3 separate regions of the Homo sapiens genome follow, and all the other regions are linked to region 1. A link is an interaction called in ENCODE POLR2A ChIA-PET data of the cell type or tissue named here. Cell type or tissue: PC-9. All regions are shown on one strand. Links, peaks and the distances in the headings refer to the core of each region. The heading gives the core; the rest is flanking DNA. Region 1 overlaps RASGEF1A (RasGEF domain family member 1A). Region 2 overlaps ZNF487 (zinc finger protein 487). Region 3 holds the start of LOC124902414 (a long non-coding RNA gene).

Region 1 (8,118 bases), core at 1,313-6,312:
AGCAACAGAGCCTGCTCTGAGGATGGCAGAGCCTAGAGCAGGCAAGCTGTCAAGATTCTGGGTTGAGGGTCACAGGACAGGAGGCTGGACTCCCGCTGATATGATTTGGGTTTGTGTCCCCACCCAAATCTCATGTTCAATTGTAATCCCCAGTGTTGGAGGTTGGAGGCGATTGGATCATGGGGGCGGAGTTCTCATGAATGGGTTAGCACCATCCCCTCGGTGCTATTCTCCTGTTAGTGAGTGAGTGAGTTCTGGAGGGATCTGACTGTTTGAAAGTGTGGGGCACCTCCCCCTTCTCTCTCTTGCTCCTGCCATGTGAGACACCTGCTCCAACTCTGCCTTCCACTATGAGTGAAAGCTCCCTGAGGCCTTCCCAGAAGCAAATGCTGCCATGATTCCTGTAAAGTTTGCAGAGCCATGATCTAATTAAACCTCTTTTCTTTATAAATTACCCAGTCTCCGGCTTTTTTTTTTTTTTTTTTGGAGATGGAGTCTCCCTCTATCACCCAGGCTGGAGTGCAGTGACATGATCTCAGCTCACTGCAACCTCCACCTTCTGGGTTTAAGCGATTCTCTTGCCTCAGCCTCTCAAGTAGCTGGGATTACAGGTGCACGCCACCATGCCCAGCTAATTTTTGTATTTTTAGTAGAGACAGGGTTTCACCGTGTTGGCCAGGCTGATCTCAAACTTCCTGACCCAAGTGATCTGCCCACTTCAGCTTCCCAAAGTGCTGGGATTACAGGCATGAGCCACCGTGCCCGGCCAAGGCCCTTCTTTATAGCAGTGTGAGAACAGACTACTACACTCGCAAAGGCTCCCTCTCAGAGTCCACCCTTGCTGTCTCCACACAGCAGCCGGGGGGGATCTCTTAGAACCTGAGTCAGAAGCTCCGTGACTCCCACCTCAATCTCGATGAAGGCAGAGTCCTAACGAATAGCCCCATCAGGGACCTCAATGCTCCCTGCTCAGCCTCGACAGGCCCTGCCCACCCTCCCCCTGCGTGCAATGTGCTCTGCAGTGTCTGTGGCCCCCCACCCCGACAGGCCACCTTCTCACTAACACAGCTGCAATGCCATCCTCTGCCCCAGCATTGTCCTGCCATGGAATGGTTTTCCTTAAGGTTACTGGGTCCAGCAGAGCCTTTCCACCTTCTGGTTCATTCGTCTGCTCTCCTGAGAATGTGAGCTCCATGAGGGCAGGATCTTTGTTTTGTTGACTGCTACATCCCAATGACTGTAACATGTCTATGCACAGAGGCACTCAGAACCTATGTGTGTGCACGTGTGTGTGTGCGTGTGTGTGTGTGTGTAGACAGATACAGAGACACAAGTGTGAATAAGGATATGGTTGTATATATCCAGCACAGGACTCATATCCAAAATATATAAAGAACTCATGTAAATAAAAAAGTCAGAAGACTCAATTTTTTACAAATGGGCAAAAGACTTGAAGACATATTTCACTGAAAGAAGGCTATCCAAGGGGTGATAGGCCTAAGAGAGCACCCAGCTCCATGACTCATCTGGGAAAGGCACTAAACTGCGGTGTGGCACCCTGCACACCCAGCAGCAAGGCTACCATCAAAAGGCAGAAAATGCCACGTGCTGACGAGATAGCACAACCCAAATTCTCAGCTGCTGGCGGCGCGGCAGGGTCAGCTGGTGCAGCCAGGCGGGAAAACAGCCCGATCATGCCTATGAACACCGACCACACCAGGCCCAGAAATTCCATCCTGGATGGAGGCTGTGCAGAAACACTAGAGACTCACACCAAAGGACACACGCAGGAGTGTCTGCAGCAGCCCTACTCACAAGGGCTTCGAACTGAAAATGAACCAAGCATCCCCCACAGGGGACTGGGTTTCCACCGAGCTGTGGCATGTGTCACTCAATGGAACGCTCCAGGCCGAGGATAACCCACCCAGACAACCACAGGCAAGGGCAGGGAGTCAAGGACACCAGGCACAAAGAGCATCTAAGGTTGGCCCCACGTGGAGCCAGCTCAGGGCCGGGGAGGGCACCCTCACCCCCAGAGGTCTGGGGTGCTGCCCTGGGGAAGGGGCTGGAAGGGGCTGGATCTGGGTGTCCCTGCGGAGTCACCCCATGAAAAATCACCAAGTGTACACTGTGGCTCTGGCTCAGGCATGTTTCTGTGTGTGTTACACTTCAATCACATGAAGAAAACTGAAGGAGAGAAAAATAAGAGAGAACATCTGGGCCAGGACAGGTAGAAGCTGTCGGCACCTCAGGGCCTATCTAGGTCTGCTGTGGCCACGCCTGAGGGAAGAAGGGATGTGGAGGAAGGGACCTGAGCCTCCCTCCGCTCATCCCCCCAAGAACAAAGGCAGAGTTGGGGCAAACCCTGCTCCCTCTTCTAAAAGGCACAGCCTACAGGGTCAAGCAATGGCAAGTGAGAGGCATCCACTGGTTTTGGAGGATGGAAGGTGGCCTGAGGCAGGTGACAGACCTTGCAGAACAGAGAAGCAGGAGCCCAGTGCCCCACAGGGGGCTGATGAGGACCACGCCGGTGCTACAGAGGCCCTGATGAGGCTCAGCCCACAAGGCCTTGGGTTCCAGGAGGAGGGTCAAGGGACAGAAAGGCCCTGGCCCCCCACCCTGCCCTGCTGATGCCACCTCATTACTGGGCCACACCACACAGTCCAAGAGTTTCGGGTCCAAACCCTGAAGGTGATGGCGCATACCTCTCTATCCTCTCCAGGGCATGAAGTGGGGCCCGAGATGCCAATTCACAAGGGTGCTGGCAAAACACGAAGCAAAATGAACCAAGCCCTCAGTGAGCTCCAGAGGCTCCTCAGACAGCCCCTGCCTCCTCAGGGGTCCGAGGGCTCACGCTGTCTGCCAGACTCAAGCCTCCTGCACACACAGCCACGGTCTGCAGAGAGGCCCCTCCAGGCTCCTCCAAGGCTGGTCAGTACCCCTGGGCAGAGGCCACTGATGGCCCTAATCAAAACCACACCTAAACACACCCACAGGCTCCAGGGAAGGTTGTCTGGCAGCCAACCCTGTCCCTTGGGTCAGTGGGGAACCCCTAAGCCTTCCAGAATTTCCCTCAGGCCATACCATTAGTGCTCCCTTTTGGAGAATAATATTCCATGCACTGAATCACTCATGGCTTTAGGCATAAAGCGTGAAGGAGGGGGTGAATGGGAGTCAGCTGAGCTTTCTGATGCGCAAGGCAACATCCTTCCAGGCACCAGCATACCTGGGCAGGAGCCCACCGGCCACAGCGTCAGGCACACCTCTCCCCAGTCGTCTGAGTCAGAGCCTCCACATCTTTGAGAAGCTCATCAAGATACCATGGTGTATTTAGCCCTTCCACATCCTATTCTGCCTCCTGGGGTCCATGAGTCTTTCCTGAGGCTCTTCCTGGGGTCCTGTGTCCATGCGCCTTGGCCACCCCTCCTCAGCCACACTCAGAGAATCCAGGGTTTCAACAATGCAGCAGTGTGGGGAAGGCAGGAATGCCAGGCTGGGAGGCTTCCTCCAGATGGGGCTCTCAAACCTGACCACACTGCCCAGGAGCTTGCTAAAAAGGCAGTGCCAAGGCGCCATCCTCAGAGATCCTTCCTGCCCCCATTGGTGTGTGGGACTCAGTGCTCAGGGAGGCGGCACCAGTTAAAACTCGGCTTGGGATGCAGGGCCTCTGGTCCAGGGGAAGAGAGCCCACCACACTGAGTGCCAGCCTGCCACATGCACAGGGGACAGTGGAGAACGCATCCAGGGATCGGGGGGACACAAGGCATGGGATGGGGACACAGCATCATGCCCAGCACAATGGGACCCAACAAGGGAGGAGGCTGCAGCCACACAGGCAGGACGGGTTGAGGGCCAAGACAGGGCCCGGGAAGTCACTTCCCCGAGATGAAGCAGATGATGACCAACAGGGACCCCTCCCATCACAAGGCTCTGGATACCCACCCCATCACCTGAGCAGAGACCTGCACAAAGTGAGACACAGATAATACCCCTGACACCCCAATGAGAAAGAGAGAAGAGGGACAGCACATGGAAATAGGGCAGACCCAGCCAGAAGCAAACTACTTCATGGTGACAAAAAGCTTGCAAGTTAAAGCCTTGAGTCATCACTTGGCACCTGTGAAATCTGCAAAAATAATGTTAAAGGTAATATAGAGTGTGAGCTTAAGCGTCAGGGAAAAGCCAGGGTCACTGGCAGGAAAAGGAGAGAAATGGACAGCAGGTATCCCCAAGCACCTCCCTGGAGCAAAGACATGGCAGCAGGCATCGTCTAGGGCACCGCGCATCCATGTGTGTTTGTGTGACCTTGTGTGCGCATGTATACATGTGCTTGAGTGTACATGTGTGCCTGAGCAGGTGTGCGTATGCACATGTGTGCTTTCTGCATGTGTGCATAGGCATGGGTGTGTGTACATAGTTGCATGCATGCATTACGAGTATGCAGGCCTATGCATGTGTGCATGTCTGCACCTGCGCCTATAAAACAGACAAGCATCCACATACCAAAAGTCTAATCAGGGTGCCTTCCTCCACTGGCCAGCATACACCTTCTCTCCGTCTCTCGCGCCCTCCCTCCTCCTCTTCTCTCCATTTAGCCTTATCAAGTGCTTCCCAAGTTCTCTCCAATTACTATGAATGGCTTCATCACAGCATAACACAGTACGTGCTCATCTTCTAAAACCAGGACATGAGGCATCCCTGCTCCCACTAAGACTGTGCAAAGTTAAGGCTGGAGCAGCAGTGGCCCACTCAGGGCTCGCCCCTCCCTCGGAGCCCTTCACAGGCTCCTGGAGAAGAGAGACTCAGAGGAGACCCTGCCTGAGAGCTCACACCTGAGATCACCTGGTGTGTAGGGGACAAGGGGGGGATGCTTAGGACCATAGGGGGGTCTCAGGGCCAGCCTGGCCTTGTGGGAGGGTCTCAGGGCCAGCCTAACCTTGTGAGGGTCTTAAGACCAGGCTGGCCTTGTAGGGGGTCTTAGGACCAGCGTGGCCTTGTGGGGAGTCTCAGGACCAGTCTAACATTGTAGGGTATCTCAGGACCAGCCTGGCCTTATAGAGGGTCTTGGGACCAGGCTAACCTTGCAGGGAATCTTGTGACAAGCCTAGCCTTGTTGGGGGTCTCATAACCAGCCTAGCCTTATAGAGGATCTCAGGGCCAGTGTGGCCTTGTGAGGGGGTCTTGGGGCCAGCCTGCTCTATGGAAATTGGAGGCACCAGTCAAGGAGAGAGGCTTCTGTCTCCCTGGGTCCTTGGTTTCCACCCATCCTTGGCCAGTACCTTCACTCCTCCCCGACCCCGGAGGCTCCTAGTCTGTTCTCCTGCTTCACCTGCCCTCCAATGGAGCCCCTGGCCATCATGGGCCCAGGCCCCGGAGCTGATCCCTGACCCCACTGTTGTGCCCCTAACTCCCACTCTCCCCCTCCTCCCCTCCCCTCCCCCCCACCTCCATTTCCCCTCAGCCTCTGCCCTCTCCAGACCACAGACACAGTCCTCCTGACCCCGGCTCCTCCTGAGCTGCCTCCCAACCTCTCTTTTCTTCTTACCTACATTTCTAGAAAGAGCAGCTGCATCTGCTATTTTGCAGCCAATTCTGCCTCCTCCCTCCAGTCCCTGCTGTGCTCATCAGAGGCACCAGGCTAACGCACGGCGTGGGTTCCAACCAAGCCCAGGCCTGAACGCACTCATGCCAGGATGCCTAGCTGGCTCCGCTCTCCCCAAACTCAGCTGCTACTCCTCAGGGATCCCACGACACCCAGCCCCATAGAAGTCCCAGGGACCATCCCAGCATGGCCCCAGCACATAGACCACAGAGCTTCTCTGCCTGAATGTCCCAGGACCGCCATGTGATGTCTCCTCTCCCACAGGGAATAGAGCCCTGTCCTGCAGACACTCAGGCACAGGCAAACAGAGACCCAGCCATTGTACCTGTGGGCGGGGATCTGGGCTCAGCACAGCCCACCTGCCCATCAGGGGAGTGGGCCACACAGGCCAAGGCGGCCAGGCCTGACGCAGGTGTGCCTGAGACCCGCCTTCAGGAGGATTAGCCATCATAGATTGAGACCCGCCTTTGGGGGGCGGAGGGAGGGGGGGTGCTGCAGATTGAGACCTGCCTTCAGGAGGGTTTGCCATCACAGAGTAACACCTGCCCCTCAGGAGGGTTAGCCATGTCGACTTAAAGGGGTCTTCAGGGGAGTTAGCCGTGGCTAGTTTATGTGTGCCTACAGGAGGGTTAGCCGCCGCAGATTGAGACCTGCCTTCGGGGGTGTTGTATCGCAGATTGAGACCTGTCTTCAGGAGGGTTAGCCATCGCAGAGTCAGACCTGCCTTCAGCAGGGTTAGCCATCGCAGATTGTCTGGTTTCCTACCCTTGAGCTGCTCAGTGTACTTCACCGAACTGCAGTACTTTAGATAGCTCTACTACTACCGTTTTTGACAGTTTACTTATATTTCATTTAAGTTTAGTGGGGGAAAGCCTGGGTTCCCCAGCCTCCTTGTTCACTGCCCCAGCCCCATGTCCACATACACTCCTGCAACTCTGCAAAGACACCAGGGTGCTGTGAGGGTCCCGTGGGTTTCCCCAGGTCCTCTTTTGGCAGGTCCCTATAACATGTTGCAGGGCAGGGGAGAGGCTGTCTGTGATGGGCAGGGCCCCTGACTGCCATTCGGGCAAGTGGGGATACTGAGGGACCCTGAAAGATATCAGGGTCAGGCTGGTAGGGCATGTGGGCAGCAATGCATCTCAGGGAGTCCTGCCCCCTCTTCCATGGGAAGGGCCCACAGCTGCCATCCCCATGAGCCAGAGAGGATGACACTCTAGGCTGGTGGAAAGGGACCTGATATCAAATGGAAATGAGGCAACCCACGAATACACAAGTCTGCACGTGCTTCTGTGCATGTGTCTGTTCCTAGAGCAGACACAAATGTTCCAGAAGTTTCTTTCTTAGTCATTCACAGAATCACAGGCTCTCGAAGAAGGGGTATTATTCATTCTAATCAGTGGTGCCTGGAATGATGCCCTGTAGTTTCTTTACTTGCCCCAGACACCTGCAGCTCCCTGGAGAGAGCCCCTCAGCTCCTGGCAACTCCATACGTTCTGTGGCAGCTGCAGGGTATTCCACTGGGTAGGTGGGCTGCCACACATGTAAGAGGTCCTCTAGCAAAAGACACCAAGGTGCTTTACAGTCTTTGGCAACGAAAAACACTCCTGCAATGGGCATTATTGATGAAAAGTTTTTATTCAAATGTGTGACCACATATAAAAGATGAACTCCTAATACTTGATGTGCTGGGTCAAAGGTTATGATCATTGTAAGTTTAAAGAGACATCCCAGAAGTGCTTTCAATAGAGTATAGCCAGGTAGTGAAAATGGTGGAGTAAGGACCTCCAAAAACCCTCTCTTCCATAAACGCAACAAGAAAACCAGCAAAAAACAAAAAGGTCAGAATCCACATTTTTAGAACTTCCAAAATTAACTAAACGCTTGCAGAAATCTTAGGAGGATTTATTCAAAAAACATAACTGAATCTCAGTAAGAATTGCAAATTTTATAGCACTTGAACTTGCCCTAGTCCCATCCCTGACTCTCTATCCCAAGTGCCTTGAAAAGTAGGACCCCACATTCATCATGAAAACCACTGGCGTAGCAGCCCCTGGAGGGAAAACAGCAATGGAACTCTTTCAAAGCTTCATTCTCAGAAAACTGTCATTATTTGACCTGTCCAGTAGTTCCCATGGAGACCCCACTTACAAGGATGTCTGTATTTGACCTGACTCAGAGGTCTCAAGTACAAAAATCATATTCCCCAAGGTTCATTGTCAAAAACAATTACTGGTATTTAATTTCACAAATGCCTGAAGCAGTAGATAACAGTGAAGCAAGCAATAGACTAACCAGAAAGCTTAAAAGGAAAGTTTCAGTAATGACATGATCATAGGGGTTTTGAAAAACTGCAGTGCATTCCTGAGAATCTAGAAGGTCAAGTGCATGCTCAGGGCTGTGCACATGCTCAGAAAAGTACTTGGGAAACCCTAAGCACTCACTTCTGGCTGACTTTGAGTCTCTGTGCAAGCAGGAAGAGAAGACTAAGGCAGAGTTATCAGCTGCTTAGCTGAGAG
Region 2 (8,118 bases), core at 852-5,851, 210 kb after region 1:
TATATTTTGAGGTGGAGTCTCCCTCTGTCGCCCAGGCTGGAGTGCAGTGGCGTGATTTTGGCTCACTGAAACCTCCACCTCCTGGCTTCAAGCAATTCTCCTGCCTCAGCCTCCCAAGTGACGAGGGTTACAGGCACGTGCCACCACACCCGGCTAATTTTTGTATTTTTAGTAGAGACAGGGTTTTGCCTTGTTGGCCAGGCTGGTCTCGAATTATTGACCTCAGGTGATCCACCTGCCTCAGCCCCCCAAAGTGCTGGGATTACAGGCGTGAGCCACTGCACCCAGCCCCCATATATTAAGAAATATACCCTTGTGTATTGTTGGTAAGAATGTAAAATGGTACAGCAGCTATGGAAAACAGTATGGCAGTTCCCTCAAAAAATTAACAAATAGAATTGCCATATGATCCAGCAGTACCACTTCTGGGTCTGAATCCAAGAGAAATGAAAGCGGGGACTCAGTTACTTGTACAGTCATGTTCATAGCAGCATTATTTGCAATAGTCAAAAGGGAGAGGTAACCCCAGTGTCCATTGATAGATGGATAAACAAAATGTGTCATATACAATAGAATATCATTCAGCCTTAGGAAGAAAATCTTGGCTGGATGCAGCGGCTCATGCTGGTAATCCCAGCACTTTGGGAGGCCAAGGTGGGAGGATTGCTTGAGTCCAGGAGTTCCAGACCAGCCTGAGCAACATAGCGAGATCCTGTTTCCACAAAAAATAAAATAAAATAAAGAATACAAAAATTAGCTGGGCAGGCCGGGCGCGGTGTCTCACGCCTGTAGTCCCAGCACTTTGGGAGGTCGAGGTGGGTGGATCAGAGGGTCAGGAGTTTGAGACCAGCCTGGCCAATATGGTGAAACCTTGTCTCTACTAAAAGTACAAAAATATTAGCCGGGCATGGTGGCACATGCCTGTAATCCCAGCTACTTGAGAGGCTGAGGCAGAAGAATTGCTTGAATCCGGGAGGCCGAGGTTGCAGTGAGCCGAGATCACGCCACTGCACTCCAGCCTGGGTGACAGAACGAGATTCCGTCTCAAAAAAAAATCAGCTGGGCATTGTGGCATGTGCCTGTAGTCCTAGCTACTCTGGAAGCTGAAGTCGGAGGATTACATGTGCCTAGGAGGTTGAGGCTTCAGTGAGCCATGATTGCACTGCTGTACTCCACCCTGAGTGACAGAGCAAGACTCCATCTCTTCAAAAAATAAAAATAAGATGGCCGGGTGCGGTGGCTAACGCCTGTAATCCCAGCACTTGGGGAGGCCGAGGAGGGCAGATCACCTAAGGTCAGGAGTTCAAGACCAGCCTGGCCAACATGGTGAAACCCTGTCTCTACTAAAAATACAAAAATTAGCTGGGCATGGTGGTGGGCGCCTGTAATCCCAACTACTCAGGAAGCTGAGGCAGGGAGAATTGCTTGAACCTGGGAGGTGGAGGTTGCAGTGAGCCGAGATGGCACCACTACACTCTAGCCTGGGTGACAGAGTGAGACTCCATCTCAAAAATAAATAAATAAGTGAAAATAAAAAAGAAAATGTCATATGCTGCAACATGGATGAATGTTGACGATATTATGTTAAGTGAAGTAAACCAGTAATGGACAAATATTGTATGATCCCCACTTATATGAGAATCTGAAGTAGTCAAATTCATGTAAACAGAAAAGTAGAATGGTGGTTGCTAGAGGCTGCGGTAAGGAGGAATGGGAAGTTGTTTAATGGGTACAGAGTTTCAGATTTGCAAGATGAAAATGTTCTAGAGATCTGTTTCACAACAATGTGAATCTACTTAAGACTGAACTGTACACTTTAAAAAGGTTAATTGGTAAGTTTTGTTTTATATATATATATATTTTTTTTTTTGAGGCGAAGTTTCACTCATGTTGCCCAGGCTGGAGTGCAGTGGAGAGATCTCAGCTAACTGCAGCCTCTGCCTGCCCGGCTCAAGCAATTCTCCTGCCTCAGCCTCCCGAGTAGCTAGGATTACAGGTGCCCGCCACCATGCCTGGCTAATTTTTTATATTTTTAGTAGAGACGGGCTTTTGGCATGTTGGCCAGGCTGATCTCAAACTCCTGGCCTCAGGTAATACGCCCGCCTCGGCCTCCCAAAGTGCTGGGATTACAGGTGTGAACCACTGTGCCCTGCCTATATTTTTAATCAAAGGAGTTTAAGGACGGGCACAGTGGCTCACACCTATAATCCCAGCACTTTGGGAGTCCGAAGTGGTAGGATCACCTGAGATCAGCAGTTTGAGACCAGCCTGTTCAACATGGTAAAACCCTATCTGTACCAAAAAATACAAAAATTAGCCCGGCATGGTAATGCTTACCTGTAGTCCCAGCTACTTGGGAGGCTGATGTGGGAGAATCTCTTGAATCTGGGAGGCAGAGGCAGCAGTGAGCTGAGATTGCGCCACTGCACTCCAGCCTGGGCAACAGAGTGAGACTCTGTCTCAAAAAAAAAAAAGAAAAAAAGAAACAGAAGACTACCCTCATATTTGTGGTCCTTTGTGTAGTTCCGCCTCATGGCTCCCTCCTTTGCCCTAGGGTAACCACTGTCTTCAACTTTATGCTTGTCACTTAACTTGCTTTTCTTTATAATTTGACTAAAATTGTTTGTATCCCAAAAAAAGACATATTGAGTAGTTTTGCATAACCTTGGACTTTTTTTTTGTTGTTTGTTTTTGAGAGAGTCACTGTGTTGCCTAGGCTGGAGTGCAGTTGTGTGATCATAGTTCACTGTAGCCTCGATCTTCTTGGCTCCAGAAATCCTCCCACCTTAGCCTCCCAAGTAGCTAGGACCACAGGTAAATGCTACCACACCTGGTTAAATTTTTTTTTTTTTTTTTTTTTTTTTTTTTTTTTTGGTGGAGACAGGGTCTCCCTGTATTGCCCAGGCTGGTCTTGAACTCGTGGGCTTAAGCAATCCTTCCACCTCAGCCTCTCAAAGTGCAGGTATTACAGGCATGAGCCAGGCTGCTTTCAAACTCCTAACCTCAAGTGATCCACTTGGCTTGGCCTCCCAAAGTGCTGGGAGTATAGACATGAGCCACTGCACCAGACCGCTTTGCCTTTTTTTTTGAGACGGAGTCTCACTCCTTCGCCCAGGCTGGAGTGCAGTGGCACGATCTCGGCTCACTGCAACTTCCGCCTCCCGGGTTCCAGCAATTCTCCTGTCTCAGCCTCCCGACTAGCTGGGACTACAGACACCTGCCACCGGGCCCGGCTAATTTTTTGTATTTTTAGTAGAGACGGGGTTTCACCTTGTTGGTCAGGTTGGTCTCGAACTCCTGACCTCAGGTGATCCACCCACCTCGGCCTCCTAAAGTTCTGGGATTACAGGCATGAGCCACCGCGCCTGGCCAATTTTTGTAGAGACAGGGTTTTGCCATGTTGCCCCAGCTAGTCAGGGTCTCTCTGTCACCCAGGCGGGAGTTGCAGTGGTGCGATCTCGGCTCACTGCAACGTCTGCCTCCTGGGTTCAAGTGATTCTCCTGCCTCAGCCTCCTGAGTACCTTGGATTATAGGTGCATGCCACTGTGCTTGGCTGATTTTTGTATTTCTAGTTGAGACGGGGTTTCACCATGTTGGCCAGGCATGTCTTGAACTCCTGACCTCAAGTGATCCACCCGCGTTGGCCTCCCAAAGTTCTGGGATTACAGGCGTGAGCCACCATGCCCAGCCTTCCCCTGTCTTTACATATAAATTTTAGAATAAGGTTGTTTATAAAATATCTTGCTGTGGTTGGCCATGTAGGCTTATGCCTGTAATCTGAGTGCTTTGGGAGGTAGAGGCGGGAAAATCAAAGTCAGGAGTTCAAGACCAGTCTGGCCAATGTAGCTAACCCTGTCTGTACGAAAAAAAATTTTAAATTTAGCTGGATGTGATGGCACATGCCTGTACTGTAGTCCTAGCTACTTGGGACACTGCGGTGTAAGGTTTGCTTGAGCTCAGACGTTTGAGGTTATAGTGAGCTATAGTAACACCACTAACACTGTACCCTAGCCTGGTCTACAGAGGGAGACCCTGTCTCTAAAACAACAACAACAACAACAACAACAACAACAAAAAAAAAACAAAGAAAAAAACTCTTGCTGTGAATTTGATAGGAAAAATGTTCAATTTATATATTGTTTTGGAATTTTGGAGAGCACTGACGTCTTTATTCTATTGAGTCTTTTAATCCATTAACATAGTACGTCTCTTCATTTGCTTAGATTTTCCTGAATTTATTTATTTATTTATTTATTTATTTTTTTGAGACGGAGTTTCACTCTGTCACCCAGGCTGGAGTGCAGTGGCACGATCTCGGCTCACTGCAACCTCCACCCTCCGGGTTGAAATGATTCTCCTTCCTCAGCCTCCTGAGTAGCTGGGACTACAGGCGCCTGCCACTGCGCCTGGCTAATTTTTTGTATTTTTAGTAGAGATGGGGTTTCACCATCTTGGCCAGGCTGGTCTTGAACTCCTGACCTCGTGATCCACCCGCCTTAGCCTCCCAAAATGCTGGGATTACAGGCGTGAGACACCGCGCCCAGCCCTGGAATTATTTTATAAGCATTTTGTAGTATTCAGGGTACAAGTTGTGTTCAGCGTACAAGTCTGATATGTGTTTGTTAGATTTATAGCTAAGTGTGCTTGCTTCGACAGCACATATACTAAAATTGGAATGATACAGAGATTAGCAATTTAAAGTATTTTTTAAATTTATAGCTTAGTAATTTTTTCAATTATTACAAATGGTATTTTATTTTTAATTTAATTTAGGTGTCCATGTTTTATTGCTAATATATAGAAATACAGTTGATTTTTTAGTTGAGCTTATGTTCTATGACCTTTCTAAACTTACTCGTTCTAGCTTTTTTTTTTTTTTTTTTGAGACAGAGTTTTGCTCTTGTCGCTCAGGCTGGAGTGCAATGGCATGATCTCTGCTCACTGCAACCTCTGCCTCCTGGATTCAAGCAATTCTCCTGCCTCAGCCTCCCGAGTAGCTGGGATTACAGGCACCCGCCACCACGCCTGGCTAATTTTTATAATTTTTAGGAGAGACGAGGTTTCACCATGTTAGCCAGGCTGGTCTCGAACTCCTGACCTCAGGTGATCCACCCACCTTGGCCTTCCAAAGTGCTGGGATGACAGGCCTGAGCTATCCTGCTGGGCCTAGTTTTTGTTTTTGTTTTTTTTTTTTTGAGATGGAGTCTTGCTCTGTCACCCAGGCTGGAGTGCAATGGAGCAATCACGGCTCACTGAAACCTCCCCCTACCGGGTTCAAGAGATTCTCCTGCCTCAGCCTCCCAAGTAGCTGGGATTACAGGCACATGCCACCGCACCCAGCTAATTTTTGTATTTTTAGTAGAGATGAGGTGTCACCATGTTGGCCAGGCTGGTCTCGAACTCCTGACCTCAGGTAATCCACCTGCCTCAGCCTCCCAAAGTGCTGGGATTACAGGAGTGAGCCACCATGCCCGGCCCGTTTTTTTTGTTTTAATCAATTTTTTTTGTAGAGATGGAGGTCTCACTATGTCACCTAGGGTGGTCTCAAACTCCTAGCCTCAAGCAATTCCCCCCAACTCAGCCTCCCAAAGTGTTGGGAGTACAGACACGAACCACTGCACCTAGTGGAGGAGTTGTCTTTTTGTATATTGCTTGAATTTTTTTTTTTTTTTTGTAGACACAGTCTCTCTCTGTCACCCAGGCTGGAGTGCAATGGCGTGATCTTGGCTCACTGCAACCTCTGCCTCCCGGGTTCAAGCGATTCCTCTGCCTCAGCCTCCTGAGTAACTGGGACTGCAGGTGTGCACCACCACACCTGGCTAATTTTTTGTATTTTTAGTAGAGATGGGGTTTTCACCATGTTAGCCAGGATGGTCTCCATCTCCTGACCTCGTGATCCGCCTGCCTCGGCCTCCCAAAGTGCTGAGATTACAGGCGTGAGCCACCGCGCCCGGCTCCTAAAAGTTTTCTAACAAAGCTCCTTCTCTCCTTGTCCTTTGGCTAGAAAGCGACAGATTTTCTTAGGCTTTTAAAATCTGTACCCATTGATGTTTTCAGATTGCTGGCTTCTGTAACATCTAGTCTGGGATATATGAGGCAAAAAGAATACCCAGTGAACCCAGCACTGTGTCGTTCTTTGAGTTCCAAGATCCCGTGCTGGTCTGCTATTTTCTACCTTTCAGTCCATATCATGTTTATTTATATATAATTTCAGGGTATTGAGCTTTACTTAATGGGAGGAGTATGAAGCAGTACCCTGAACTGGAAGTGTTGCTTTCATTTTTGAAAGACATTTTTGTTGCCGGGCGTGGTGGCTTTCCTTTGTTTAGGTTTCATTGAGCTTCTTGGAATTATAGGTTTACAGGTTGTTCGTTTTTTGTTTGTTTGTTTGTTTTTGAGATTAGGTTTCACTCTGTCACCCAGGCTGGAGTGGCATGATCTCAGCTCACTGCAACCTCTGCCTCCGGGCTCAGGTCAGCCTCTCATCTCAGCATCCCAAGTGGCTGGGACCACAGGCGCACACCACTCCAGGCTAATTTTTTTATGTTTTTGGTAGAGATGGGGTTTCACCATGTTGCCCAAGCTGGTCTTGAACTCCAGAGCTGAAGTGATCCTCCTGCCTCGGCCTCCCAGGCAGTGCTGGGATTACAGGTGTGAGCCACTGCAGCTGGCCTTAGATTTATGGGTTTTTATTGTAAGGGTAGAAAGATTTAGGCCATCATCTCTTTGAATATTTTTTATGCCAACAACCCCCCATCCTCCTTCCAGTTATGTATATCTTAGGCTGCTTTAAATCATGACACAGCTCAGTGATGTTCTTTTCATTGTTTTGGATTTTTTTTTCAGAAATGAACTTAGTTGCCTTTAAGTTCAGTAATCTTTTCTTCTGTAATGTCTAATCTGCTGTTCATTTCATTCAGTGTATTTTTCATCTCAAACGTGGTTTTCATTTTCAGAATTTTTTTTTTTTTCTTTAGAGACGAGATCTTACTAGGTTGTGCAGGCTGGTCTTGAATTCCTGGGCTCAAGCAATTTTCTCACCTCAGCCTTCCAAAGTGCTGGGATTATAGGTGTGAATCACCACAACTGGCCCACTTTCAGAATTTTGACTGGATGTTTTTATATCTTTCCTATACTGTAATTCTCATTGTAGGTCATGTTTTCTTGCCTGTTTGCATGCCTGGTATCTTATTGGATGTTAGGCATTGTGAATTTTACTTTTTGGATGCAGGATATTTTTGTATTCCTGTGAATCTTCTTGAGCTTTATTCTGGGATATAGTTAAGTTACCTGAAAACAGTTTGTTCTCTTTGGTTTTTGTCTTTTCAGGATTATTAGGCAGGTCCAGGGCATTGTTCATTCTGGGGCAAATTATTCCCCACTGCTAAGGCTAGATCTTCCTGAGTACTTTACCCAATGGGCCATGAATTATGACATTTTCTTTTTTTTTTTTTGATCCTCAAAAATTTTATTTTATTTTGTTTTAATTTTTTTTTAGTATTTATTGATCATTCTTGGGTGTTTCTCCGAGGGGGGATTTGGCAGGGTCATAGGACAATAGAGGAGAGAAGTTCAGCAGATAAACATGTGAACAAAGGTCTCTGGTTTTCCTAGGCAGAGGACCCTGCGGCCTTCCGCAGTGTTTGTGTCCCTGGGTACTTGAGATTAGGGAGTGGTGATGACTCTTAATGAGCATGCTGCCTTCAAGCATCTGTTTAACAAAGCACATCTTGCACCGCCCTTAATCCATTTAACCCTGAGTTGACACAGCACATGTTTCAGAGAGCATGGGGTTGGGAGTAAGGTTATAGATTAACAGCATCCCAAGGCAGAAGAATTTTTCTTAGTACAGAACAAAATGGAGTCTCCTATGTCTACTTCTTTCTACACAGACACAGTAACAATCTGATCTCTCTTTCTTTGCCCCACGTTTCCCCCTTTTCTATTCGACAAAACCGCCGTCGTCATCATGGCCCGTTCTCAATGAGCTGTTGGGTACACCTCCCAGACGGGGTGGTGGCCGGGCAGAGGGGCTCCTCACTTCCCAGACGTGGCGGCCAGGCAGAGGCGCCACCCACCTCCCAGACGGGGTGGCTGCTGGGCGGGGGCGCCCCCCA
Region 3 (8,118 bases), core at 1,527-6,526, 97 kb after region 1:
GCTAGCTGCAGCCTCCCTGCCCCGGGCTCCCGTGGTTCTCCTGCCTCGGCCTGCCGAGTGCCTGGGATTGTGGGCGAGCGCCGCCGCGCCTGACTGGTTTTTGTATTTTTGGAGGAGACAGGGTTTCCCCTGTTGACCGGGCTGGTCTCCGGCTCCTGACCTCAAGTAGTCTGCCTGCCTCGGCCTCCCAGGGTGCTGGGATTGCAGACGGAGTCTCGCTCACTCAATGCTCAGTGTTGCCCAGGCTGGAGTGCAGTGGTGTGATCTCGGTTCGCTGCAACCTCCACCTTCCAGCTGCCTGCCTTGGCCTCCCAAAGTGCTACGATTACTGCCTCTGCCTGGCCGCCACCCCATCTGGGAAGTGGGGAGCGTCTCTGCCTGGCTGCCCATCGTCTGGGATGTGGGGAGCCCCTCTGCCCGGCCGCCCCGTTTGGGAAGTGAGGAGTGCCTCTGCCTGGCCGCCACCCCGTCTGGGAAGTGAGGAGCGTCTCTGCCTGGCCGCCCATCGTTTGGGATGTGAGGAGCGCCTCTGCCCGCCGGCCTCCTCTGGGATGTGAGGAGCGCCTATGCCCGGCCACCCCGTCTGTGAAGTGAGGAGCACCTCTGCCCGGCTGCCCCGTCTGGGAAGTGAGGAGCGCCTCTGCCCGGCTGCCACCCCGTCTGTGAGGTGAGGAGTGTCTCTGCCAGGCCACCACCCTGTCTGGGATGTGAGGAGCCCCTCTGCCCGGCTGCCCCGTCTGGGAAGCGAGGAGTGCCTCTACCTGACCGCCCTGTCTGGGAAGTGAGGAGCACCTATGCCCGGCCGCCCCATCTGGGAAGCGAGGAGCACCTCTGCCTGACCGCCCATCATCTGGGAAGTGAGGATCGCCTCTGCCCGGCCGCCCCGTCTGGGAGGTGAGGGGCATCTCTGCCCGGCCACCCCATCTGGAAGGTGAGGAGCGCCTCTGCCTGGCCGCCCCGCCTGGGAAGTGAGGAGCGCCTCTGCCCGGCCGCCCTTCGTCTGGGAGGTGGGGAGCACCTCTGCCCGGCTGCCCCATCTGGGAAGTGGGTGCCTCTGCCTGGCCGCCCCATCTGGGAGGTGAGGGGCGTCTATGCCCGGCCACCCCATCTGGGAGGTGAGGAGCACCTCTGCCCGGCCGCCCCGTCTGGGAGGTGGGGAGCGCCTCTGCCCAGCCGCCCATCGTCTGGGAGGTGGGGAGCACCTCTGCCAGGCCACCCCATCTGGGAAGTGTACCCAACAGCTCGGAAGAGACAGCAACCATCGAGAACGGGCCATGATGATGATGGTGGTTTTGTCGTAAAGAAAAGGGGGAAATGTGGGGAAAAGAAAGAGAGATCAGATTGTTACTGTGTCTGTGTAGAAAGAAGTAGACATAGGAGACTCCATTTTGTTCTGTACTAAGAAAAATTCTTCTGCCTTGGGATGCTGTTAATTTATAACCTTACCCCCAACCCCGTGCTCTCTGAAACATGTGCTATGTCAACTCAGGGTTAAATGGATTAAGGGTGGTGCAAGATGTGCTTTGTTAAACAGATGCTTGAAGGCAGCATGCTCGTTAAGAGTCATCACCACTCCCTAATCTCAAGTACCCAGGGACACAAACACGGCCGAAGGCCGCAGGGACCTCTGCCTAGGAAAACCAGAGACCTTTGTTCTCGTGTTTATCTGCTGACCTTCTCTCCACTATTATCCTATGACCCTGCCACATCCCCCTCTCTGAGAAACACCCAAGAATGATCAATAAATACTAAAAAAAAAAAAAAAAAAAAAAAAAGAGAACAGTGGCTTGGTGTAGTGTCCCACACCTGCAGTTTCAGCACTTTGGAAGGCTGAGGGGGAAAGACTGCCTGAGCCCAGGAGTTCAAGACTAGCCTGGGCAACATAGTGAGACCCAATCTCTACAAAAAATAATTAGCTGGGCATGATGGCTCACACCTGTAGTCCCAGCTATTTGGGAGACTGAGGTGGGAGGATCGCTTGAGCCCAGGAGATCGAGGCTGCATTGAGCCGAGATTATGCCACTGCACTCCAGCCTGGGTGACACAGCAAAACCCTGCCTCAAAAAAAAAAAAAAAGAAAGAAAAAAAAATAGTGATAACACCAAATGATAGTGAGGATGCAGAAAAACTAGACCACACATTACTGTTAGGAATGTGGCCAGGCACGGTGGCTCATGCCTGTAATCCCAGCATTTTGGGAGACAGAGGCAGGTGGATTACTTGAGGTCAGGAGTTTGAGACCAGCCTGGCCAACATGATGAAACCCTATCTCTACTAAAAATATTTAAAAATTAGCCAGGAGTGGTGGCGGGCACCTGTAATCCCAGCTACTCAGGAGTCTGAGGCAGGAGAATGGCTTGAACCTGGGAGGTGGTGGTTGCAGTGAGCCAAGATCAGGCCACTGCACTCCATCCTGGGCAACAGAGCAAGACTCCATCTCACAAAAAAAATAATGTAAAATGGTACAGGCACCCTGGAAAATAGCTTGGTAGTTTCTTTCTTTTTTTCTTTCTTTTTTTTTTTTTTTAAGATGGAGTTTTGCTCTTGTTGCCCAGGCTGGAGTGCAATGGTGAGATCTCGGCTCACTGCAACCTCCGCCTCCTGGGTTCAAGCAATTCTCCTGCCTCAGCCTCCTGAGTAGCTGGGATTACAGGTGCGCACCATCATGCCTGGCTAATTTTTTGTATTTTTAGTAGAAACGGGGTTTTACCATGTTAGCCAGGCTGGTCTTGAACTCCTGAACTCAGGTGATCCTCCCGCTTCAGCCTCCCAAAGTGCTGGGATTACAGGTGTGAGCCACCATGCCCAGCCGGTAGTCTCTTATAAAACTAAATATATACTGGCCATAAAACCCAGAAACCACACTCACATTTATCACAGAGAAATGAAAACTGTTCACACCAACACCTGGCCACAAATGTCCACAGCAGCATTATTCACAATTGCCAAAAACTGGAAAAAACACAAATGCTCTTCAATGGGTGAATGGTTAAAGAAACTTTGATACCCCCATACCATGTAATACTACTCAGCAATAAAAAGGAACCGACAATTGATATATTCAACAACTTGGATGGATCTCAAGCAAATTACGCTCAGTGAAAAAGAGCCAGTTCAAAAGGCCATATACTGTGTGATTCCATTTATATAACATTTTTGAAATGACAAAATAGACAGATGAAAATCAGATTAGCAGTTGCCAGGGTTTAGGGGCAGAGGAGGAGGGGGCGGACATAGGTAAAGGGTTAGCATGAAGGACTTCTGTGGTGATAATTATTCTGTATCTTGATTGTGGTGCTGGTTACACGAACCTACACATGTGATAAAATTGCATTGAACTATTCACACGCATACATACAACACACACAAGTGAGTGCATGTGACACTGATGAAGTACAAACAAGCTCTGAGGACTGTATCAACATCAGCGTCCTGGCTTTGATATTAAACCATAGTTAGAGAAGATGTTATCATTGGGGGAAACTGGGTGAAACGTACACGAAACTTCCTCGAACTTTTTTTTTTTTTTGCAACTTCCTGTGGGTTTATAATCATTTCGAAATTTATCCTCTTTTTTTTTTTGAGACAGAGTCTCACTCTGTCACCCAGGTTGGAGTGCAATAGCCTGATCTCGGCTTACTGCAACCTCTCCCTCCCAGGTTCAAGCAATTCTTCTGTCTCAGCATCCCATGTAGCTGGGATTACAGGCACGCACCACCACACCCGGCTAATTTTTGTATTTTTAGTAGAGATGGGGTTTCAACATGTTGGCCAGGCCGGTCTTGAACTCCTGACCTCAAGTGATCCGCCAGCCTTGGCCTACCAAAGTGCTGGGATTACAGGCATGAGCCACTGCACCTGGCCCAAATTTTAAAATTCTTAACATATATTATTTTTAAAATGCTTCTCCACCCACTCCTCTCCACCGCTGTACTTCTGTTGCTATCTCAGGCAGTGGTCCATGAAGGCCAGCACCACAAATAAAGCTACAACTGCTCAGTGTTTATGTAACACCCAGATAAAACCACCCCCACCCTTCTCCATGTCATCTCAATGTAGTGACATAGCCAAAAGTAACGCAGGTCCAAAACCCTGAGCAGTCATGGAGAGCTTTGCTTCAAGTTTTCTTGGGAGGACTGTGGAGAGTAGGCTCCCATCTCATGATGCAAAGCAAAACTTCCTGATGTCGTCCTTCCCACCCCCGACCAAAGCTGCGCTTTAAAGCAGATCCTCCAGTATCTCCTCCCCTCTCCCCATCTGCTTCTCTCCCCCTAAGCTTCCAGCCTTCTCTTCCTCTCCCCTCCCATCCCCTCCAACAGGACTGCTGGATTTCCGGCAAAAACTCCCAGGTCTGTTCTAACATGGATCAGCCTGGGCTCTTCCCATCTCTGCCCACTCCCACAGCAAAGGCCCCATAAGGAGCAGCCAAACACTCGCACCTCCTCATGACACAAAGGAAAGGGAAGGCTGTGAACAGCCACTTGCGCTGTAGCATTTTTGTTTCTGTTTTTTTTTTAAAAAAAAATGGGTAGGCCGGGCACGGTGGCTCACGCCTGTAATCCCAGCACTTTGGGATGCCAAGGCAGGCAGATCACAAGGTCAGGAGTTCGAGACCAGCCTGACCAACATGGTGAAACCCCATCTCTACTAAAAATACAAAAATTAACCGGGTGTGGTGGCACGCAACTGTGATCCCAGCTACTTGGGAAGCTGAGGCAGGAGAATTGCTTGAACCCGGGAGGCAGAGGTTGCAGTGAGCTGAGATTGCGACGATGCACTCCAGCCTGGGTGACAAAGCAAGACTCTGTCTCAAAAATAAATAAATAAATAAATAAAATGGATAAAAGATTTGGAGAATCACCTCAGCAAAGAAGATAAGCTGATGGCAAATAAGCACAGGAAAAGATGCTCAACATCATTAGTCATTAGGGAAACACTCATTGAAACCATGAAGAGACACCGCGACACACCCACTAGGATGGCTACAACCAAAGAGACTCACCATGGCAAGTGGTAGTGAGGGTGTGAAGAAACTGGGACATTCATGCACTGCTGGTGGGAATGTGAAATGGCACAACCATTTCGGAAGACAGTTTGGCAGGTTCTTATGAAGTTAAGCATACAGCCAGGGATGGTGGCTCACACCTAATACTTTGGGCTTTGGGAGGTGGAGGAGGGTGGATGGCTTGAGCCCAGCCCAGGAGTTAGAGACTAGCCTGGGTAACATGGCGAGACCCTGTTTTGCCATGTCACCCAGGCTCTGTCAACCAGGCTGGAGTGCAGTGGCACAATCTCCACTCACTGCAACTTCCACCTCCCAGGTTCAAGCGATTCTCCTGTCTCAGCCTCCCAAGTAACTAGGATTACAGGTACGTGCCACCACAATGTGCTAATTTTTGTATTTTAGTAGAGATGGGGTTTCACCATGTTGGCAGGCTAGTCTTGAACTCTTGACCTCAGGTGATCCACCCACCTCAGCCTCCCAAAGTGCTGGGATTACAGGCGTGAGCCACGCGCCTGGCCTGCAAGACCCTGTTTCCAAAAATAAAAAAGTTAAACCTGCCATATGACTCAGTCACTTCACTCGTAGGGATTTACCCAGGTTTCATGAAAACATAGTCCACACAAGACCTGCACAGTAATATGTATAGACACTTTATTGGTAATAGTTAGAAACTGGAAACAACCCAAGTGTCCATCAACAGAAGAATGCAGCCAGGCACAGTGGCTCATCCCTGTAGTCCCAGCACTTTGGGAGGCTGAGGTGGGCGGATCATGAGGTCAGGAGTTCAAGACCAGTCTGGCCAACATGGTGAAACTCCACCTCTACTAAAAATACAAAAATTAGCGGCACATGGTGGCATGTGCCTGTAATCCCAGCTACTCGGGAGGCTGAGGCAGGAGTATCGATTAAACCCGGGAGGCGGAGGTTGCAGTGAGCTGAGATAGAGCCACTGGGCAACAGAGCAAGACTCCATCTCGGGGGCAAAAAAAAAAAAAAAAGAAGAATGCATAAATTATGGCACATCCATGCTATGGAATACTGTTTAGCAATTTTAAAAGAATGAACTGCACTCCAACCTGGGTGACAGAGCAAGACCCTGTCTAAAAAAGAAAAAAAGAAAAAATAATAATAAACTATTGATATTCACATCACTACAGATAAATCTCAAAATAATTATGCTAATGGAAAGAAGCCAGACAAAAGAGTACACATTGTATGATTCCATCTATATAAAATTCTAGAAATCGCAAATGAATCAAACAGAAAGCAGATCAGTGCTTGCCTGTGGCATTGCCTTGCCTCTCCAAGGGGTCCTTGGGGGAGGGAGAAAAGGATCACAGAAGGGCATAAGGAAAGTTTTCAGTGATGGATGTAGTCATTTTTTTGATTGTGGTGATTATTTCACCGGGTATATATATATATATATTCTTCCAATTTTGGCCGAGTGCGGTGGCTGTCACCTATAATCCCAGCACTTTGGTAGCCTGAGGCAAGAGGACTCCTTGAGCCCAGGAATTCAAGACCAGGCGTGGTGTAGCCGGGCGTGGTGGTGCACACCTGTAGTCCCAGCTACTCAGGAGGCTGAGGTGGGAGCATTTCTTGCGCCCAGGAGGTGGAGGTTGCAGTACGCTACGATCATGCCACTGCACTCTAGCGTGGGTGACAGAGCTCACTTGAATCTGGGAGGCAGAGTTTGTGGTGAGCCAAGATTGTGCCATTGCACTCCAGCCTGGGCAACAAGTATGAAACTCCGTCTAAAAAAAAAAGAAAAGAAAAAAAAGAAATCAATGTGGCTGCTCTCAAAACACCAGATACGTCTATTGAATCATGCATAGAACCTGGGAAAGGGACCTCTGGGTGGATTCCTGAATGCAGTGGACCTACAGTGAGTTGGGCCTGGGTCAAAACTCTATTGCCTAACTCTCATATAGCCCCAACACTACCAGGGGACCACAATAAGGCTTTGGGTCCCTGGGTATCAATGCCAAGATGGATTCTGTGTCTAGCAGCACTTGAAATGTTTAAATTCCTCTTTACCTAGTATGTGGCAACTCTAGTAAATAGCCATAAGTGCCACTGGGGAAGAACTGAGGAATCATGACCACTCACTCACTGCCGTGAAGGAGTTGTTCCTCCTGGAAACCCAGCCTCTCCTTCAGGCACTGGGGTCTGGTCTGAAGTTTTTCACTGGGGTAGCTGCCCTCAGCCTCCATCTCCCATCTTGGATTTCTTTTGGTTGTGTAGATTAAGCAATGACTTTGTGGGCTGTTCTCCTCCTTGGCCACAGGAATAACCTGCTCAATTCGCCACCTCCACAGCTCTGGGAAGGTCGGATGTCCCTGGCTGCCACAGCAATGTTGGCACCTCTGCTTAGAGAGGGCCATGCTTTCTCCAAGCCTCCAGGGGCTACACAGGCAGCATGTTGGCCCCACCTCCTGGGCTCTTTCTAGGATGTTATATCCTGTATCTTAGAAGAGTGTTCTCACAGCAGCCTGGGCAACATAGTGAGACCCCCATCTCTACAAAAAATAGAAAAAGTTAGCCCGTGATGCTGGCACATGCCTGTAGCCCCAGCAACTCAGGAGGCTGAGGTGGAAGGACTGCTTTGAAGTCAAGGCTGCAGTGAGCCATGATCGCACCACTGCACTCCAGCCTGGGCAACAGAGCAAGACCCTGTCTCAAATAAATAAGTAAATAAATAAATAAAAATAAACTCTACTTTATCCAACTTTATGTTCTACCCCCTCCCTACCTTGTCCCAGGACCCTCAGGCCTGCCACACACACGTGCACACGCACAACTCTCTCTGACTCGCTCTTCCTAGTCACCTTGGCCAAGTCCTGCAGCTTCTTTAGAATTTGGTCCCTGCCCTTTCTTACTAAGCCCAATGCCTCCCCAGCCAAGTGTAGTCTCAAGTTCGGGTGTGACCAGGAGCAGGTGGCTGGCCCTGAGGGTGGCCATTGCCTTGCAAGTCAGTGGCGGCTGGGCACCTGGGTGCTTCCCTTCAGACGAACCCATTCCAAGCTTCAGGGAGCCTCTGTCCCCACAGAGGGAGCTAAACTGACCAGGACTGAGAGTTCATAATTTTCTCTAATTATGCCCTGGGCTCAATT

What was found. ChIA-PET counts read pairs that join two places held together with the same protein. Peaks named below come from ENCODE experiments on the same cell type or tissue, not always from the same donor. Only the 100,000 strongest peaks of a DNase experiment are listed, where the experiment ranks them.
Region 2: POLR2A ChIA-PET joins it to region 1 with 6 read pairs; 4 of 35 experiments call an interaction of 5 or more read pairs at or near these places.
Region 3: POLR2A ChIA-PET joins it to region 1 with 5 read pairs; 5 of 35 experiments call an interaction of 5 or more read pairs at or near these places.

What each region holds. Positions count from the first base shown.
Region 1 is chr10:43,232,019-43,240,136 of GRCh38, forward strand. The region is part of intron 1 of RASGEF1A (RasGEF domain family member 1A); the gene reads right to left. It overlaps LOC107984225 (a long non-coding RNA gene), which reads left to right. Exons shown (of 3, transcript XR_007062127.1): 3 at 1-454. Among named protein-coding and RNA genes, the nearest start is that of RASGEF1A, 31 kb to the right of the region's middle. In PC-9, for the core only: no CTCF peak of the experiment used is centred there; DNase peaks (open chromatin) are centred at 3,168 and 4,120.
Region 2 is chr10:43,438,196-43,446,313 of GRCh38, forward strand. All of the region lies in intron 1 of ZNF487 (zinc finger protein 487), which reads left to right. Among named protein-coding and RNA genes, the nearest start is that of ZNF487, 5.1 kb to the left of the region's middle. In PC-9, for the core only: no CTCF peak of the experiment used is centred there; no DNase peak of the experiment used is centred there.
Region 3 is chr10:43,328,872-43,336,989 of GRCh38, forward strand. All of the region lies in intron 2 of LOC105378271 (a long non-coding RNA gene), which reads left to right. LOC124902414 (a long non-coding RNA gene) reads right to left here and starts at 7,537. Exons shown (of 2, transcript XR_007062130.1): 1 at 7,115-7,537; 2 at 5,643-6,759. RefSeq lists an enhancer at 1,151-1,822. In PC-9, for the core only: no CTCF peak of the experiment used is centred there; no DNase peak of the experiment used is centred there.